Linked DNA regions of Homo sapiens: region 1 is linked to region 2. Evidence: chromatin loops called from intact Hi-C (ENCODE). Cell type or tissue: dorsolateral prefrontal cortex. All regions are shown on one strand. Links, peaks and the distances in the headings refer to the core of each region. The heading gives the core; the rest is flanking DNA.

The links. Peaks named below come from ENCODE experiments on the same cell type or tissue, not always from the same donor. Only the 100,000 strongest peaks of a DNase experiment are listed, where the experiment ranks them.
Region 1: it touches region 2 in a loop (2.4-fold over the local background); 5 of 110 quality-filtered maps call a loop at or near these places.

Annotation. Positions count from the first base shown.
Region 1 is chr11:111,417,295-111,427,543 of GRCh38, forward strand. It overlaps LOC100132078 (a long non-coding RNA gene), which reads right to left and starts at 892. Exons shown (of 4, transcript NR_046085.1): 1 at 1-892. It also overlaps a transcript of BTG4 not described here. RefSeq lists an enhancer at 638-747. In dorsolateral prefrontal cortex, for the core only: a CTCF peak has its summit at 5,909 (motif pointing left); a DNase peak (open chromatin) is centred at 5,907.
Region 2 is chr11:110,708,504-110,718,752 of GRCh38, forward strand. It overlaps ARHGAP20 (Rho GTPase activating protein 20), which reads right to left and starts at 3,934. Exons shown (of 15, transcript NM_001384657.1): 1 at 3,624-3,934. The coding sequence starts at 3,728. RefSeq lists enhancers at 2,153-2,798, 3,781-4,282 and silencers at 3,806-3,865, 3,886-4,045. In dorsolateral prefrontal cortex, for the core only: a CTCF peak has its summit at 4,868; DNase peaks (open chromatin) are centred at 4,208, 4,458 and 4,848; H3K4me3 peaks cover 1,673 bases; H3K27ac peaks cover 1,567 bases.

The DNA of each region.
Region 1 (10,249 bases), core at 4,627-7,126, 710 kb after region 2:
TTGCTTCTCTCTTCCTCTTCCTCTTCCTGTCCCCTCTTTGCTGATCTGGACTCAGCCTGGTATTCTTGTCACAAGGTCATCGCCTAGGTGAGCTCAGCTCAGCGTGAAACAAAACAGCTCATCTGAAGGCACCACACAGTCCGTACTGGGAGGAGGGGACCCTCCTCAATCCCCTGCCTTCTCACAAGTGGGCTCTTTTGGTTCCATCTTGCAAAAGCTGGGCAGAAAGAATTTTAATCTGAGCTCTCGGAGCCCTTGGACACAGGGACAGCATGAACTGCCCCTAATTCCTTGGGTGCTGGGTGGTCTGCAATCACTCCCTCATAGCACTGTCTGAGGGCTGACCACTCAGCTTGCAAAGATATCTAGGCACAATTTGTTTTCAAAAGGCTTGCATGTTTGTTATTTTTTGAACTTTGGCTTTAGATCAGTTTGGGTGTTCTCCAGAGAACAGCCACTCTGCTTCGGCATTGAAGCGTTCTCTCACTCACGCTCTCCTCCCTACTCCCAAGTGTCTTGAATCACTGCTGCATTGCAGGTTCATGCATCTGGACTGTTTTCATGTTCTTGGGGCATGGCGTCTATTTTATAAACACACGGTCAGTTTACACTGCCTGGGAACTTAGGGGATTTCCTCTCTGTGGGAAACAGCTGTGAGGAGCTTGACCAAACTTGGCTTTGTGGAGAGTAAGACGTCGCCTCTGATCATCCACGTGGGGCAGCTGCACTGGCTGTGTTCCTGTTGTTATGCCTGAGGATTCTCCTAGAAATCTAAGCTAAGAAGGGAAGCTCATTATGCTCTCCTCCCTGGTTTCCAGTTTAGTTGTTCATGAGTGATTTTGCATATCATAAAACCCCATGTCTGTTCACCTTCACGCCGTCTGCCAGCAGCACCTTAAGCCATCTGACTGCTGTGGGACCTCTGAGGCCACAGAATTATGGCATCATGAAGCTGGAAGGGACTTTAAGAGAGCCATTCGCCCAACACATTAGATGAGCACTTATTATGTGCAAAGTGCTGTGCTAGATGCCATGGGTGAAGGAAGGTGAGAAAGACCCAGCCTCTGTCCTCAAAGAACTGACAGACTTTAGGCTTGGCCATCATCATCACAAAGCATTCTGTGACCTTCTTCTTCAGGTGGGCTCAAGGTGTCCTCCTTAGTTCATGCCCCCTGCTGAGCACTATCACAGCACCTCCTATGCTGCAGTGAAGTGATCCTCATGTCTGTCTTCCGCATAGAATGTGAGCTTCCAGAGGGCGGGACCAACGATGCTGGGTGACATGGAGATTCTGCAGCGCCTATCATAAGGTTTTCATAAAGGGGAAATAAGATTAAGAGTAGAAACACTCTATTTACTAGCTACTTAGGCTAACCACCAAAACCAGAGGAGGTTGGTAGCTCCCTGAAGCAGAAAGAACTAGAGAAGCCAAAGGGATACCACCAACCTTGAGAGTCCATGAAGAAGCTGGGAAAACCGGAAGCATCTAAGCCACCGTTCTCTTGGCCCTTCTGCAAACCCTCTCTGCCACGTCTGCAGGAGTTTGTTTTAGTTCACTAGGGCTGCCAAAACAAAGTACTGACTGGATGGCTTAAAGAACAGAAATTTACTTCCTCACCATTGTGGAGACTGCAAGTCCAAGGTCAAGGTGTCAGCGGGGTTGTTTCTTCTGGGAGCTCCTCTCCTTGGCTTCCAGATGGCCGCCTTCTCTCTTTGTCTTCATATGGTCTTCCCTCTATACCTATCTGTGTCCTAATCTCTTCTCATAAGGACACCAGTCATATTGGATTAGGGCCTACTCATATGACCTCATTTTACCTAAATAACCTCCTTAAAGACCTTATCTCCAAATAGAGTCATATCCTGAGGTACTGGGGATTAGGAAGTCAACCTATAAACTTGGAGGAGAAGAAGGAGGCTGCACAATTCAGCCCATGACAGAAGTTAACACTGATGCTCAGAGAAGTGCCAGTGAGTCCCTGATAAAAGCTACAGCCAATCAGTTCAGGAACCAAGAATTAGGCCTGTAACTGCCTTCCTTCTTGGCTGACTGACAACCCTAGAGATACAAAGCTTCATCCAGCACTGGTAACCGAACTTAACTCTATTTTGCCACCACCACTTCCTGTACGTGCCCCTCGCCCCTTGGCCTCCCCACAGCACTGGTGCTACCTGAGGTGTCTGTATTTGAGCCAAAGGCAAGAGAAGGTGTCAATACGGAAGAGAGAAAGAAACATGTCTCCCTTGGGACTAGGGTGGGAAATGACAAGGATGGAGGCAACTTCCAAGGAGAACCACTGGCTCGCTTCCCAAGCTCATAAGCAGAACATAGAAAAAAGGTCCAAATGCCCTGGCTAGATGGAAGAGAGCCAAGCCACCAGCAAGTACCAGCAGCGGGTCTCTGACTGCCAGCCAAGGCCATGGCGCTGCCAGACAGGAACTGACATGGAGCAGAGAGAGAGGCCTGGCAGCGGGATGGCTTCACCCTCCACACAGCTTTTGCTGTTGGCTTCTGCAGGGTCATGAGTCCTCAGCAGCCTCAGTTCCCAGAGTCACTCTTCACTATTGGGTGCCAGTTGGCTAAGTGCCATATTGGAAAAAGAGTACGGGATGTGAGCTTCTAGATGAACCAACCCATTATAATCAGACTTGGCTTAGTTTGGCCACACATTGCCAAGACAGGAGGGAGGTGTTGCTGACTCAGCACCAGGCACCCAAGGACAGGCAGGTCCAGAAGTGGCTTGAGGTAAAGGAATCTACAATGGACAACTGTAGTGTCCTAGAGATGCCTAGGGTCCAGCCATTAAGCTGTAGTCCAGTTCTCTCGGCAAAGGAAAGTTCACAGTCTATCTTCTCAGCTGCCCCTGAATCCAAGTCTCAAGGTGCAAAGTCCTGGAGGACTTGCAGACACCAGCTGCTGGCTTGTCCAGGAGATATTAAAGTTTCCTTTAAAATCATCCCAGCAGTCCAGATGACCTGCTCTTCAACCTCATCCTGAAATTGCATCCACAGCAGGGTAGACCAATCTGAGCAGCCAGCTCTGGAAGTGAAACTGAGGAGATCATAGCCAACAATCCTCCTTGGACCAGGTGGCATTCTGGGCTTTGCCTGGAGAAAGCCACATTTTTTACACAAAGACCAAAAGACCAAGGATCAGGAGGAAGAAGGCAGTGGGCATGGTAGGGTGTGGACTCTGCCTTAGCAGAGACTCTGGGGGAGATAAAACAGGGGGAGATGAGACCATGATCATCTCACAAGAGTTAAGCCTCAAAAGTCACAGGAGCTGTATGTAGAGCTACTTTGCCCACCTGTGGTTCTCCCCTGTAATGGGTAAGAACAAGAAACAGCATTCAACAGTTTGAGACACAGTTTGTCTAGTAGAATGCCAGAGGGATTGCAGTAGCAACCTGGTGACCCCGTTCATTCATGCATTCATTCAACACATTTTTATTGAGCACCTAATTTGTGCCAAGCATTATGCTGAGTGGTTGACAGGATAAAAAAATAAACTAACAGGCCTTACCCTCATGAAGCTTACATTCTAGCAGAGAAAAATGAATCAATTATACAATTCAAAACACTAATAATTGTAATAAGTGCTACCAAGGACTTTGAGAGTACATGATGGAACACAATCTTGGAGGTCCCAGAAGGCTCCTTTGGGAAAGGGACACCTAGGCTAGTCCCTAAAAGGTGAGAGTAAATTACCTAGAAAAAAGGATGGGATAGGGATGGGAAAGAACATGCCAGGAAAAAGGAGTAACTTATGCAAAGGCCTTAAGGCTGGAGAGAGCGTGACAGAATCAAGGAACCAAGGTCCCAAGTGGCTGGAGTCCAGAGATTGGTGTGCAATGGATCTCAAGAGCCTAGCTCTCAGAGAGGGCACCTCATATAGGGCCTCGTAGACTATCTAAAGGGTTTTTATCTCTAAGAGCAGCCAGAGCCATAGAAGGGCTTGGGGGAGGATGAGATGGCATAATTAGCTATGCTGACCTGAGCATTCAGCCCTCCCCTTTACCTAATGTTGCCTCCATACAAAGGAGGAGACCTGGCTTTGTGTCTGAGTTCATCATGATCTGAAAAACTCCAAACTGGATAATTCATGAGAGCTACTTTGCTTCTAGCAAGCACAGCTAGTCAACCGATTTGCAAAGACAAAATTTAGGTTTGCACGTGTGTTTCCCGAAGGGCAGGATGTCCCTGTGGGCTCCCATCTGGCTACCAATTAACTGATGTCTGCACCTTAGAGGCATAGACCTGCCCAGCTTGCAGGAAAGAGAAAATGGGGCTAACTTCCCCAGCAACACTATAAACTAAGGCTTACAAAAAGTAGAAGGCGGCTGGGCGTGGTGGCTCACACCTGTAATCCCAGCACTTTGGGAGGCTGAGGCAGGTAGATCACAAGGTCAGGAGTTCAAGACCAGCCTGGTCAAGAGGGTGAAACCCCATCTCTACTAAAAATACAAAAATTAGCCAGGCATGGTGACAGGGGCCTGCAATCCCAGCTACTCAGGAGGCTGAGGCAAGAGAATCGCTTGAACCAGGGCAGCAGAGGTTGCAGTGAGCCAAGATCATGCCACTGCACTCCAGCCTGGGCAACAGAGTGAGACTCCATCAGACAAAAAAAAAGGCAGAAGGCATGGCAGGTCACAGCAATTTTTCGTGATACCATTGAGACCAAGCTCACGGGAATCAAAAGGGCCCAGAAGTTGCTGGAGAGCAAGTCAACCTCTCCCTATCTCTGAAACTCAGGAAAACAGTCCCTTCTCTATGCACCAAGAGAGAATCTCTAATCTATCATTCCAATAGGATTCTCCTAAACTGCTTCAAGCCAGTCTGTTTTTTTATCCCAAAACAAAAGGATGCAGGGGAGGGTCTTCTGGTCTCAGCGACCTTCACAAGGGAGCCCCAGCAAATCGTTCCTCCAGCTCTGAGCCAACCGTGCACCAAGCTCAATCTCAACCTAAATATTCAAGGCACAAAAATTGATCATAGAGGTCCCCAGTAAGGGCAGAGTGGTTCTGAAAAAGACCACACTGACACACTTCTGCTGGACTTCCTCTCATGCTCATGAGAAATGGCTGCTGTACGTGGCCTCTGAGACCACCCAGGTGCCCTCCTGCTGGACACTCAAGATGGACATTCACAGTGCTCACCCCACCCTGCCACCCCAAGAGTCCTGGAAATGCATGTGCACACAGGCCTTCATCGCCCTAATGCTCACATGGCCACCAAGCGCAGGCTGGAATAGAAGGATGTGTCCTTTGACCTTTTTGTCCTCTCTTCCCAGACCGAGCCTGGGCATCAAGTGCACAGGAAGACAGTTAACCTGAATCACCACGTGGAAACACTCCTATATAGAACCTTTGTGCCTCAGGTGCAGAGGATCAGCCAGGGACAGGACAGGGTGACTCCCGAGGCCAGAAACAGGACAAGGTCCCTCCCCTGCTCAATAAGAATGGACACGAGACACCCATAGGACACACTCAGGAACTCCAAGTTCTGTCTTGGCCTCCCCCATCCCCAGCTGGCAGCCAATCCCCAAAAGCAGCTGTGGGTGGAGAGGGAGGGCAGTTTTGGATTCTATAGACTATAAAGCAGGTGCTGTGGCAGCTTTGGTCTTAGTAAGGCTGCACACCTCTCTGTTTTCCCCCACCTTAGTGAGACTCCCTGTGTCAGGACATTGGTGCATTTTCTCCCCCATGCACTGGACACAGTGCATTTCCATTTCTTTTCCAGGTGGGGACCCTGTAGCCAGTGACTCCTGACCTGGCTGCTCCTCAGCAGACACCTCAGGTTCCTCCTGCAGAAGAGACCCCTGTTGGCCACTCCTAAGCCTTCCTCAGGTGCCTAGATAGCCCCTCCACCCCGAGTCAGCAAGAAGGGCCACCGCAGTGACAGAGCTCCCCCTACTGAGAGCTCGCTGTGGTGGCGGGCCCGGGAGACCGAATGAGGCACTCTCTCCCCTAGAAATTAGATTCTGGGAACATCTTCCAACTCTCCCCCAATCCACTGCTCCCAAATAAGGGCAGCATTATCTGGAAGATCCTAAGAATCAAATCCTTTTACATCAGTGCCATATCTCCATTGTCAAAACTTGAAATAACTCCCAGGACAGGCCCTTAGCCCAGCCTGGGCCAGACTAATGGCATGTGTTCCAAGGTCCCCACTGCACCGATCTCAAAGCATCATGTGCACCAAACCATTCAGTTAAGCATTCCTACTAACTACCTCCCAGAGAGCTGGCCTACCCCTCCCCAAAGGAATTCTTAGACACCTTGCCCACCCTTACACCACAGGCAGCTGAGCCCAAGCTGACAACTTCCAAAGGACCTGTCGATATCAATGACAATAAATAATAATATAACATGCTTGGTTCTCAAAGTATATGACATTCATTTAATACACAAAAACAATGCCACCACCCTCAAAAAATAGATATCACCATCAGATGAGGAAATTAAGGCATAGAAAGATGAGAGACATGCCAGGATGAAAACTCAGCTCCTTACACATAAAGACCACTTTCTGGAGGAGCTGTGAGCTGAGGACTGTTAAGACGAAAGGACATTGGAACCAGGAAATCTCCGAGGCCTGAGCTCCTTTCAGGGCCCTGCCAGAAGAGGAGGCCGAGAAAGCCAGACCTCTCCCTCCCCAGGTGCTAAGTCACCACAGAGACCCTCCCCAGGTCACCACAGCCTTAGAACCACCACCACCAGTGGTGACAGAAGCCTCATGGAGGAGCAAAATAGGTGAAGGGAAATGAGCACAGGCTCAGAGGCTTGACCAGCCTCTCCCATCCTGCCCATCGCAAGAAACATGTTCTTCAGAGAGCTCTTAGCTAGAGAAACACTAAAGGCCCTCACAGGTTCATCTTTAGGGCATCTCCCATCCACAGCCCAAGTCGATACAATCCAGTGCCCCAGGATACTGAGAGTGACACGGATAGATGATGCTCAATTTGGGAAGCAGCAAGGGCAAGGAAAGCAAGGAAACTAGCCTGGGCTCTAGAGCTGGATGACTTACAAAATGTTGGTGTCACTATCTAAAAACAAAGGAGTCAAGAGGAACACCATGGGGTGAGAAAGGAGATGATGAGTTAACGCGAAAATGCTGGGCGTCCTGCCCCACAACTTGGCATGGAATTCACCTCAATATAATTTTTGCTGTAAGATGACAGTGCTAATTTGTTCACATTTATTACAGTTGGTTAATCCACCCAAATAATTCATTTATTTGAGGCCAATAAACTGAATGCTAACTGGCCTCAAAGTCATTCATCATCATTAAGTGGTAAGGTTATGTGGTTATTAATAAACCAAGCCTGCAGATAAAAGATTTACGGTCACTTAAGCATTTGTTTATTAATTCAATAAAATTAGGCCAGATGTAGTGGCTGACGCCTGTAATCCCAACACTTTGAGAGCCCGAGGTGGGTAGATCACCTGAGGTCAAGAGTTCGAGACCAGCCTGACCAATATGGTGAAACCCCGTCTCTACTGAAAATACAAAAATTAGCCAGGCGTGGTGGCAGGTGCCTGTAATCCCAGCTTACTCAAGAGGCTGATGCAGGAGAATCACTGCAACCTGGGAGATAGAGATTGCAGTGAGCCAGGCTGTATTAGGTACTTTAAAAGATTAATAAAAACAAGCCCGGTCCCCAAGTAGCTCAAACCTTACTAGAGAAGAGATGTGATGTCAAGGGCCATGAGAGGGGACAAACTGCCATGGCAGTTTAGAAAGCGGATGAGCAGGTCCTTCTGTACAATCATAGAGGGCTACATGAAGGAAGGCGCCATTTGGGCTGGACCTGGGAAAATGGGTAGGTGTGGAACAAACTTTTATCATGGGGCATGCATTCCAGGCAGAACGTGTGCAAAGGAGGAGGTAGGAAAAATGAAGGGTATTTTTTAGAAGCAGTAAGGATTCCTGGAAGACAGTGGCAGCATTTCTGGGTAGGGGGTTCACAGGTGTTGTTGAGGCCCTGCTGCATGCCAGGCACTCTGTACCATAGGCAGGCTCCATGCTGATCATGGAGATAAACACATACACAAAAGACACAGGAGCCCTGGCCTCATGGAGCTCATAGTCCCTCCAAGGATACAGTCGAAAAAGAAGACTGGAGAGCCCCCAGTGCTGACCATTTAAGGAGCCTGGGGACTTGGGGGTTAGCAATGGAGAGTTAATGACAGTTTTTAATGCTGCAAGGTTATGATCAGCGCCTTTTAGAAGATTTATCTGGCCCGATAGTAGAAGAAAAACTTAAGAAGAAAGACGGGAAATATTGAAATTTCAGTTAAGAAACTACTGTAGTAACCCAGATGAGAGATAATTACCAAAATCAGAGCAGTAGGTAGGAAGAAAAATAGGGTATGAATGCAAGAGATACTAACCAAGCAGACTACACTCAATCTGGGAACTAGCAAGGGCAAGAAAAGCATCGAAATGGATCTGAGGGCGGGCACAGTGGCTGACGCCTATAATCGCAGCTCTTTGGGAGGCCAAGGTGGGAAGATCGCTTGAGCTCAACAGTTTGAGACTAGCCTGGGTAACATAGTGACACCCCATCTCTACAAAAAATTTAAAAATAGCTGGGCATGGTGGCACACACCTGCAGTCCCAGCTACTCGGGAGGCTGAGGTGGGAGGATCACGTGAGCCCTGGAAGTTGAGGATTCAGTGAGCCGAGATTGCGCCACTGCACTGCAGCCTGGATGACAGAGCCAGACCTCGTCTCAAAGAAAGAAAAAAAAGGAGAAACTGACCTGGGCTCTAGTGCCTAGGTGATTTACAGAATGTTGGCATCATTATCCAAAAACCAGGGTGTCAAGAGGAGCACAGCGGGACAAGGAGGAGGGTGATGAGTTCATGTGGGGTATGCTCAGTGTCTTCCCACAATGAGAAAGTGGGTGGTCCAGCCAGAGAGAGGTGAGAATTGCCAAGAAACCATGAAAGCAGTGACAGAGGAAGGGAAGGGAAATGAAAAAAAAATGGAAAGGAGGACTGGATTGAGAGTGGTTGTATCTACACATTGTATAGATCCTCCTGGCAGAAGACTCTAGCACCCATGGTTCTCTCTCCGTGTCTCCAAAGCTCTTTGGAAAGACACTTTCTTTGGCAAAAGAAAAGGAGAACACACAATAGAGAGAATGTACTGCAGAAATATGCATGGCAAATATGGCAGGGATAGGGAAAGGGGTTTGCATTGTAGCGGTGGTGGGTGGACAAGGTGTTTCAATCTGTAGTGTTCCCTTATAGTTCTAGCACACCTTGGGCTCTCCTCTCACAGTGACTCTCCCTCCATGCTCCAGAGATCCTGACTCCTCAGTTTTCCCATTGCTACCAGAGCCCAGGCCGGCCTGAATTCCAGATGATGACCACCACTAGATGAGAAAGACCAGATCAGAAGTCACCCTCTTCACCAGCACCCAAGGCTTCTTCACCTACACTCCCCTTACCACGCCCCTGTATCACACTGCATCAGAGGCAGGCAGGCCCGGGCAGGTTTGGCACAGCCAGCTCCCAGGCCGGTGTGGGAAAGTTAATATCACCCCGGAGTTTACTCAAAGTGTATGTGCCTTAGCAGAGCATGTTTTCTGGAGCTTCCCTGGGAGCTCACCAGCGCCATCAGAACATTTCTCAGTCTTTGCAAACACAATTGATTTACAATCCCACCACTGAAGTCACAAAGACAGAATGAAAATCAACTCCCCACAAGGATATTATTTCCTTGAAGAGACCTAGAATGATCTCAGTGACAGAGTTTCTTCATAAGTGGGTAAGAAAAAGTCCCTGCCTGCCTCCATTTTCTATTGGAACATCTCTTTTCTCTCATAATGCTGTTAAATATACCCCAGCAAAGTGGAGCTACTAAATTGAAATCATTAAGAAAGGATCAGTTCTCTACCCATCTCAGCTCTAGAGACTAGAGGAAAGGTGAGATCCATTCACAATAAGATGCTCTTCTTTCTGGAAAAAGGCAGCCACATCACAGACCTCTCTGAGCTGTGAAATTGAGCAGGACCCTTTGGTAGAGGCCTAGAGAGAGGGGCCCATGGCGGTCAAGAATAATCATGGCCGCTCACCCAGCACTGCCGAACACCCAGACATGGGACCTCTGCTCACAGCTCTCAAAGGACCGCTCTGATCTCACCCAGGCAATATGTGGCCAACTCCATATAAAACAACAGAAGAATAAAAAGAGATTTTTTTTCCTAATAAATATTCTTCTGCCGCTAATCCACCCTTTA
Region 2 (10,249 bases), core at 3,826-6,325:
TGGATAAATAAATTGTAGTCTAGTCACATGATGGAATGCTGCTCAGCAATGAAATGAACTATCGATACACGCAAAACCATGGATAAACCTCAAAGTAATTGTATTGAATGAAACAAGCCAGACAAAAAAAGAATATAAAGTATGATTACATTTACAAAAAATCTTTGGAAGTGTGAATTAACCTACAGTGAGAGAAAACAGATTAGTGGTTGCCTGGGAATGGGGAGGGAATTAAGGAATTAGAAAGGGACATGAGGAAACTTTGGGGGATGACGAATATATTCCTTAGCTAAACTGTGGAGATGTTTTCACAAGCGTATATATATGTCAAAACTATTAAATTTATATACTTTAAATATGTGCAGTTTATTCTATATCAATTATACTTCAATGAAGCTGTTAAAAAATGTTTAGTTTCTCAGTCATGCCAGCCACATTTCAAGAGCTCAATAGCTACATGTAGCTAGTGGCTACTGAATGGACACTGTAGATAAAGGCGTTCCATCATTACACAATGTACCACTCAGTGGCACTACTCTCCCCTAATTAGGAGAGAGGAAACTACACCACAGAGACTCACCACTTGTTTCTCTAAACGAAGTTTTATTACAACACAGCTATGCCCATTCATTTCTTCATTGTCTATGGCTGCTTTAGCACTATAATGGCAGAACTGAGTAGCCTGTAACAAAGGGCCTACAAACCTTAAATATTTAGTATCTGGTCCTTTAAATAAAGGTTTGCTGACCCTGCTCTGAGCCATAAATTCTGAGGACGGGGCCATATCTGTCCTGTTCACTGCTGTACATAACCCAACTAATATTTACGGAAAATCTAATATATAGCAGACACTATTCTAGGTGCTGGAGAGGCAGCCCTAAGCAATACAGATAAGGTCCCTATTATCATAGTTTTCAATCTGGTGACAGATGTGGGTAACAGATAACAAGCAAGTAAATAAGAAAATATCAGGCCAGGATGAATGCTAAGATGACAATAAAGCAGAAGGTATAGAGAATGACTGAGGAGCACTTCCACTTAGGTAGTCAATGGCAGGCCTCTGCTAGAACCTACGATCTGACAATAATATGAAAGTCAGGACTGCAAAGACCTGGGGCTGAAGCACAGAGAAACACCATCAAGGCCTCAAAATAAGAATGAATTTGATGACTTGAAATATGAAGAGGAAGAAGGCCCATGTGGTTGGAGAATACACAAACAAGGGGGGGATGCATAGATGAGGTGGCAGAAGTAGACAGGGCCAAGAAAAAGGGGTCTGAATTTTATTATAAATGGATGAAAAGCCACTGCAGGATTTTAAGCAGGTAAGCAACATGATTAATTTACATTTTAAAAGATTATTCTGGTGCAAAGTGGTGACTGGATCAAAGAAGGGCAAGAAAGGTGTTAGGCAAGTTAAGACATTTCTGCAAAGGTACAAGTGAGAGATGGCGGCTTGGCTTGGACTACACTGGCAACAGTGGAGATGAAGTGGAGAAATTCAAGACACGTTCGGATTGACAATAGCTTCCCTGATGGATTGGTTGGTGCAGAGAGAGGAAATGAGTTGAAAACGAATCCTAGATTTTTGGCTTGAACAACTGGGACACAAAGGTATGAATTACAGATATAGGGATGTTGCAAACAGTAAGTGCTAACATTTATTAAATGTCTATTATATGTCATTATTCACTGAATTTCACATTTAATCTTCCCAACGATGTTGGAAAGGTAGGTACTGGTTTGTTAATGTGTGAACCTGTTAAGTTTCATAACAAACGACAGCATCTTAAGGACGGTGGCTATGATAAGTAAAAAGAATGTGGGAAAAGAGCGAAGCAACCCTTCATTTATTGGACAAGTATTACTTGATAAATGATAATAAAGCTCCTCTTTAATGCTTCCTCCCTTTGGCAGTGTTATACCCTTAGTAAAAAAAAAAGAAAAAAAGAAAAAACTGTTCAGAAAAATAAATCTTTGATTTTCTTCCAATTCCTTACGTTTACAAAAATAAAATGCTTTAAGTTTTAAAATTTATGTCAGTAAATGTAGGGCTAGCCTGATAAATTCACGTTTTATTTGGGAAGACTTGACTACACACACACACACTCCCTCCATCTCCGAAGGGGAAAAGCGACAAGGACAAACCGCAGCCTCAATACATCAAAGGCTGAGCTGGCACTACAGCCCATACATCATCAAGTTCACGGACACCCCTAGATGGCTCCGTGACACGGTCAAGGTCCTTGGGAACTCCCACACATTTCTATACTCGGCACACCGATCACCTCTCTTCAACTGACCTCTAGCCAACCTAAGATCCTGGTGGGAAGATTTATGAAAGGCAGTAAAATCAAGACAAGCAGGGAACCTGCGTAACCCCTTTAAGTCTCTAATGAAACAAATGCAATCCCTTAAGATATTTCTTAAGGAAAAGCTAGAAGATGCCTCTAATCGCAACTTGTTTCCAGAAAAGCTGGAAGGGCACCACTAAGACAAGGCAAAAAAAAAAAAAAAGGCAAAATATCGGAAAGTCTTATGCTGGAAGCGGGGGTGGGGAGGCGGGGGACAGGCAGACAGGGCTAGAAACACCCAAATCAATTCCTCAGGGAGCGAAACGGCAGAGGCCGGCAGCCCGCGGCCCACGTGCACTTGCTCAGGGAACCGTTCCAGCGAAACCTGACCCGGATCGGAATCCTCCCGCAGCACAGCGGCCGTGTTTATCGGAATGGAACGCTACAAGTTGTCACCTGCATCCCTCTCCCAGCTTTGACAGGGAACACGCGCTGCCCCCACGCCCACACCGACACCCGGATCCCTATCCAGCCCGGCCAGAGTCCCAGGGGCCAGGGACCAGTGCAGGGAGAAGGTCCCCCACCTCAGCCCTCAGGACCCCCAACCACAGCCCACCCGCCCCCACCCTGCTCGGTTCTAGGCCCAGCCGAACCTACATGTCCCCGTAGTGTCGAGCGTTATCATCCACAGTCGCCCCTCAAACTGTGACCCCCACCTGGGAGACCCGGAATCATCCAGGACCCTGGTGTGGGGGGCAGTACTCCCCATATCTGCCCCCCGAAAACTGCTATGGAGCAGCCGCGCCTCGGCGGGCAGGTGAGGGGGCCGAGCCCACCAGCGCCGCAGCCCCGCTGCCTACCTTCTTCAGCGCCGGCTGCCGCTCCCGGGCAGACATCGCCGGCCCTGACTTTGGGGCTGACACCGCCAAAGGGCAGTCAGTGCTCGCCCAGGCCACTTCGGGAGGCCCAGGGGCACGGCGAGGGGTCGGGGAAAGGCGATCGCCCACTACAGCCCGCGCGCCTAGACTGAGGGAGGAGCCGGGCTGCAGAACCGGCGGCGGATGGAGACGGGAGGGAGGCTGCGAGGTCGCTCGAGGAGAGACTAAGGCTCTAGAAACGGAGAAGCGGGCGCTCTGCGGGAGGCGGCGGCGCTGCCGCTGGCCGTCAAGGGCGGGAAGTGTTCTGGGACTCTCATTAGGGGCCGCGAGCCTCGAGCGTCAAATTCCCGCGGCGTCCGCCTAGCGCGCTGCTGTGGCGGGCGCGGAGGGCGCGCGCCGGCAGTGGGGGCTGCGGCGGCGGAGGGCACGGGCCCCCGCTCAGCGTCCTCACCTTCTTGGTGCAGCTGCCTCCCGCGAGCCGAGACACTCCTGTCAGGGAAGAGGAGCGCCCCGGCTGTCCCCCTAGAGTCTCCTGCTGGGGGGACATCGCTTCCATGAAGAAAATCTTCAAACAAATCCCAGCCCAGGAGGAGGCTACACGATCATGTCCGCGGGCTGCCGGCCGGAGGGGCGAGGACGCGCGGGCGGAGGCGCGGCTGCCGTGCTCAGGCAGGGAGCCGAGCTCCGGGTGCTCGCCGCGCGCCTCCCGTCGGGGCCATGTACCTCCGCCTGCGCTCGACACCGCGGGCTGGAGGCGAGTGCAGCGGCGACAGCCCGTCAGCGCCGCGGCCCGCCCCGCCTCGGGCCCGCCCCCTCCGCTCCGGGCGCCCTGCGCCGGGGCCCGCCCCCGCAGCCCTCCTCAGCCCTCCTCCAGCCTGGGCCCTCCTAGCCTCGTCCCAGCCTGCGGCGCGCCTGGCGGGCGTCTCTCTATATATGTTAGCACACCGGCCACCGGCTGACCTTTTCGGTCTGTGACTCCGCGTGGGTGCAGCCCGCAGGAGCTCATCGGCCTGTGTCACGCACGGGGGCCTCTAGTGCACGGACACGCGCCTCTCCCGCCACCTGCCCACTCCCACCAGACCCCATCCCTTCCCGCGCCGTGCCCGCGGCGGAAGGCGCCCCTGCAGCGCGTGCATCCGCGGAGCGGTGGCGACCTCAGCCTGAGCAGAGGAGTTGCAGTGATTCCTGCCTCGCTTTCAGCGGACTGCGGAGGGAATCCCCCACCCCACCCCACTGGGGATAGGGTGGCACGTCGCAGAGTGTCGCAGCTGTACAAATTTGGAAGCCCACAGCATCGCCTGACCTCTTGTGCAATCCCGAACGCTAGCCTGTTCGGGTAACCCTGAGTGGGCTTCTGCAGCCGGTCATGTCAGCGGCCCCTGCACATTTGCACCCGCGGTTTCCGCTGTCTGCAGGCTGCAGAGACGGGGGCATTCCAAACGTGAAAGAGCAATGAAGGAAAATGCAGACAGAGCGAGGACGCCGAAATTTGGCTAAGCTATTGAGAAGGCTACAATATGTGGAAGTGTTTATCAGATATCTGCGCCGAGAGCATAACTTCCTGTCAGCCCAAATAGAGGCAAAAATATTTTAAAGGCCAAAGAATAATCAGAGGGAGAGGATTTGGAGCTGACCCGCGTTGAGCTGAGTGTTGCTGCACTTTGCGGGGCTGGTTGACTGGTACGGATGATTCGGTAGATGGCATTCTTCCCTTGGAGTCAGGACTAGAGAAGCAGTGGCGGATTAGTGAGGAAGGACACCACGCTATGATATTAGGTTGTGGAAGGGGTTTGGTTTGCTTTTGTGGTAAGAAGAAAAAAATCGAGGTTCCTGCCAGGTTAGGCTGTTATTAGGACAGGTTGTAGAAGAATAGGGCTCTGGCCGGCTCTGTTCCAAGGAAGGGATGCTGTCCAACACACACTCGCGCGCGCACACATCACCACCATGCCCAGGAATGGTTTATTGTGGAAATAATAGGGGGAAAATGTTCCAGCCCGTTTTAAGCCTTGTCCACCTCACACTGTTTAAAGTAGGCTTACATAGGCTTTATAAATCACACACACGTATAAATCACACACACGTATAAATCACATGTATGATTTGTAAATCATCTATTATTGTGTTTATGTATGTGTGCATATACACACACAGTTTTTCATGGCTACTCTCTTTTTGCAGCTGAGACCCATGTGCAGCGACAGGACTTTGCCCCCACCATAGAGTTTGTCATGAATTCTACACGCAGAGGGCTTTGCAGTTCCTTTCATTCCTTGCTGAAATCATCCACTTACAACTCGTTAGCCTCTTTTGGTTCCTATCATAAATGCACGCTCCCAATTTTCCTTACTCTGTTTTATTTCGATAACACTTATCTCCTTCTAATATATCATGTAATTTACTTAGTATGTTTAGTGTTTATTATCTATATCTCAGAGAAATGCAAGCTTCCAGAGGGCAGGAATCTTTTGTGGGCTTTTGTTGTTGTTGTTGTTATTGTTGTTCTTTGTCGTATACCAAGTGCTTGAAGCAGTGTCTGGTGCAATAAATGTTCGTTTGCTAAGGGAATTAATGAGGCATACAAGGGTTATGAGATAGATCTTAGAAGGGCCAGACTGGTAGAGTTGGTTGTTTCACTCAGAGTGTCCCATGTTTCTGTTTGTGATCTTCTTTTTTGCACAGGTTTGATCTGTGATCAATACTACATGTTCCAAATCAAAGTAGTATTTTACTGCAGATTTGGAAAACTCACTCTTACTTCTTAATTTTTAAGTGCTTTTACTTCAAAACCCATTAGTTTTGGTTTGCATAGAAAACTGTCCCATACCTAAAGAAAACTGACTTTGCTCAGATTAATGCTATCACCAGAATCGTGTTTTAAGAACACAAATTTGATCACATCACTCCCCTGATTAAACCCTTCTTTGGCTCCTTGTGTTTACAGAATAAATTTCAAATGCCATAGTATGATATGCAAGACTGCCTATAAACAGACATCCTTGCCTCCACTTATTTCTCTTGTCATTTATTGCTCCTCTTCAACTCTCACCCTATTCCCTGTCACATTGAATTCGCCAAGAAGTCACCTTCCAAGAACTCGCCTTGCCTTCTCACATCTTTGTGACTTTGAACCTGCTGTTTGCATTGCGTGGGAAGTTTTCCTTCTATATTTCCAACCCCTATTACTTTACACTTAAATATCTAATACTTGGTGCATAGTAAATGCCCAGTAAATATTTGTTGAGGAAATAAATCTCCCAGATTTGAATCAATAATTACCTTAGAAAAATCTTCCTGACTTTATTTCTCCTTATCTAGCTACCTCCACACACCAACCATACACATGGGGCATCCACTGTAGGTAACATTTATTGATTGCTTACTTAATGCCAGTGAGTACCTGTGGGTAACAGGTAACATTTATTGAGTGCTTACTTAATGCCAGACACTGTTCTAAGCATTTTACACACATTAATTTAGTTATATCTTTATAATCTATGAGGTAGCTTCTTTTACTACCCCATTTTATAGATGAGAAAACCAAGCCACAAGGATATTAAGTAATATGCTCAAACAGCTAGTAAGTAGTCTTGCTGAGCTTAGAACATGGGAAGTCTGCTTCAGAACCTGTGTTCTTAGCCACGTGGCCAACTGCCTCTCCTGTGTGTATTTCTTTGTCTTTATAACACATATTACATTATACCATTACCATCTGTTTTACTTGCCTTGAAATAGAAGATCGTATTTTGTCTTTTCTTCTTTATGCCAGGCACACAAGTATGCTCTCAATGAATTTTTTTTCAATGTCTTACCTTTGAAAGAATGGATGCAATATTAGAAACAACCATCTTCATCTCCATTATTATGCTGTACAGTTTAAGGAAGATACTCTGATGGGAAAGAAACAATTCTGGACTATTCATTAGACTGTGAAACTATTTTCCATGCACTAGGAATGTTATGTTGTAGAAAAGGGTGGTGCCAGAAAACAAAAATGATAAGACAGTTAAGGGAGTGTGATGACCTATGTCTGACAAAAGCAGAAAGTATCCAGAATATTTCGAAACAAATCTTAAAGCAAACTACTAGGAATAGCAACACTTAACAGCTGGGAAATGCCAATAGCAGACCTTTAGCAGAAACTAAGAATGAAACCAAAAGGTTTTGCCAACCATTAGATTAAATAACAGTGAAGAAATTTAACTATAAAAGGAAATGTTTGGGCCAGGTACAGTGACTCATGCCTATAATCTCAGCACTTTAGGAGGTTGAGGAGGGAGAATTGTGTGAGGCCAGAAGTTCAAGACCCTGTCTCTACAAAAAGGAAAAAAAAAATAGTGGGGTGTGGTGGCACATGCCTGTAGTCCCAGCTACTCAGGAGGCTGAGGCAGGAGGATCGCTTGAGCCAAGGAGTTTAAGGTTACAGTGAACTATGATTGTGCCACTGCACTTGAGCCTGAGTGACATAGTGAGACCCTGTTTGTTAATTAAAAAATAAAAAAGATGTTCATGAAACTCATTCATTCAATGATATTTATGTGCAGGATACCGTGCCAGGTGCTTGGGGTACAGTCAAGATGAATCCCCAGAAATAGTCCTTGCAAACCCCAAGATGCACACAAGAATCATTCACTGCTATCTAAATACCCTACATGAGTGATTGCAAACTGATGGCCATCTGGGCGAATTCTGGCTTGTTTTTCAACATATGCACTTTCTTTTCAAACTTATTACTAACCTTAAAAATCAAAATATTTCAAATAGAATTCTGGGTTCTCTTGAAAAAAAAAATCAAGAAATTAACAACATTTAAACTCAACTTCTCCAAGGAGCCAGTCAGCTAAAACTGACTCATAGCTGTGTTATTTCATTAAATGCTCAAAACAACCCTAAGGAAAATGCACTCTCATAGTCATCACTGTCCCTAGTTCTGGGAAACTACAAACAAATAAGGCAATGGAAGGTGAAAAAGTGGCAAGAGACATAGAGAAGAGGCCAGGGAATGAGAAACACAAAGTGGGTGCTTTTTTAAAAAAAGTAAGCCAAAGTAATAGAGTTTTTCAGGAACAGAAACGGTCGACAATATCTTCCGCTGCAAGAGAGTAAGCTGGTAAAGACTAAAGTATAACGAGAAGAGAGAAAGTTGAGACTACTCTTTCAAGAAGCTTGGCCCAGAATGAATATGAGAAAGGGCAGGAGCTATCAGAGGAAGATGGGATCTATTTTATTACTAAATTAGAGGGCAGATCTGTTAAGAGTGAGGCAAGATGTTAGTCTTCACTTGGAAAACAAAGCCAGAAGGAAGTGTGTTTCTAGAAGAAGAAAGTGATCAGTAACGTCAAGAAAGATGACTGAAAAATATCTACTGAATTTATCAACCAGCAGGTCATTGATGAGTTTATCTGGAAAGGCTTGAGTGAAATGAATGGACCAGGGATTTAGAAGAGAGGAAGAAGTGAAGACAGTGAATGTGCACAACTCTCTTGGGAAGTATGATTGGGACAGGGAGGAGAGAGAGCTGAAGAGGATAGGAGTTTGGAGGGAAGCCATATGGGTGTAACTGTAGACATGAGTATATTTAAATAGTGATGGGAAGACATTAGGGGTGACCCAGAAGCTGAAGACACTGGGACCAATGGGATGGGAATGGGACCTCTAGGGCAAAGATAGAGGAGTTAGCCTAGATCAGAGCAAGAGCAGTGCTTTCATTATCATAATAGGAAAGCAGGAAAGAATGAGTGCTAAGATAGAAAGCTCTTCTGATGTGTTCTATTTTCTCTGTAAAATAGGCACTGAATACAGTTTGAGGCTAGGAACTCAAAACATGTGTGTTCCGTTTGTGAATCAGTGAATTCTGCTGGTATTGGGCAGCAGGGCGAATTTAAGGGTTGGAGGAGAGTTGAATGTTCTAAACAGACACTGAAGAATGAGAATAAGCAAGGATAAGTTTGTATTGAGGGCTCAGCTGAAGTATGAAGCCATGAATTTATAATGGACTGCCTACACAGCCTATGGTTTCTCTTCAAGGATTCATTCAAGGAGAAGGTATGCCAGCTGAGTGTGATGAAGAAGAATAATGCAAGAGAGTTGAGAATGGTGGTGAGAGAGCAGTTGATGGGGAAGACCATGGCCTGGGTTCTTCCTCACTCCTTAAAAATCACTAACATGTCTTTCTTCTGGTTTCCTTCTCAAATAATTTTGTGGTCTTATTTCTTTTTTCTTCCAGCCCTGAAACACTCAGGGATTCACCCTCACTCTTCCTGGTGCCCTTGGAAGCCTCTGTGATTTTGCCCTCATTCCTTGCATGTAATACCAACTGAGTCCTTTTTAATTACTTCCCTGACTACCTCCCAAACCTCCCTACTGATCACCCAAACTGACTCACTTATATGCTGATATGATTTGGGTGTGTCCCCACCCAAATCTCATCTTGAATTGTAGCTCCCATAATCCCCACCTGTTGTGGGAAGGACCCAGTGGGAAGTAGTTTAATCATAGGGGCAGGTTTTTCCCATGCTGTTCTCATGATAGTGAATAAGTCTCATGAGATCCGATGGTTTCCTAAAGGGCAGTTTCCCTACACACGCTCTCTTGCCTGCCACCATGTAAGACATGCCTTTGTTGCTCCTTTGCCTTCTACCATGATTGTGAGGCCTCCTCAACCATGTGGAACTGTGATTCCATCAAACCTGTTTTTCTTTATAAATTATCCAGTCTTGAATATGTCTTTATTAGCAGTGTGAAAACAGACTAATACGTATGCCTCGTAAACACGTCAAACTCCAATAGGTCTAAGGCTGAATTAATATTAACTCCTTATCTCCTTCCCTGACCCTTACCAGTTCTCTGTAACTTCCACCATCATCTTCCTCAGTAGCTGAAGCTTAAAACCTTGTGAAAATGACAGATTTTGCTTTATCTTCAAACCTATTCAACAGCCTCTCACCCCACTGCAGCCCAGTCACTCTCATTTGACCACACAATTGACCACCAAGTTCTCTTTACTCTTATTTTGTAAACCTGAGATCTTTCCCTTCATTTTTATTTGCAGCCATACCCACAGAAAATTTCTGTACTCGA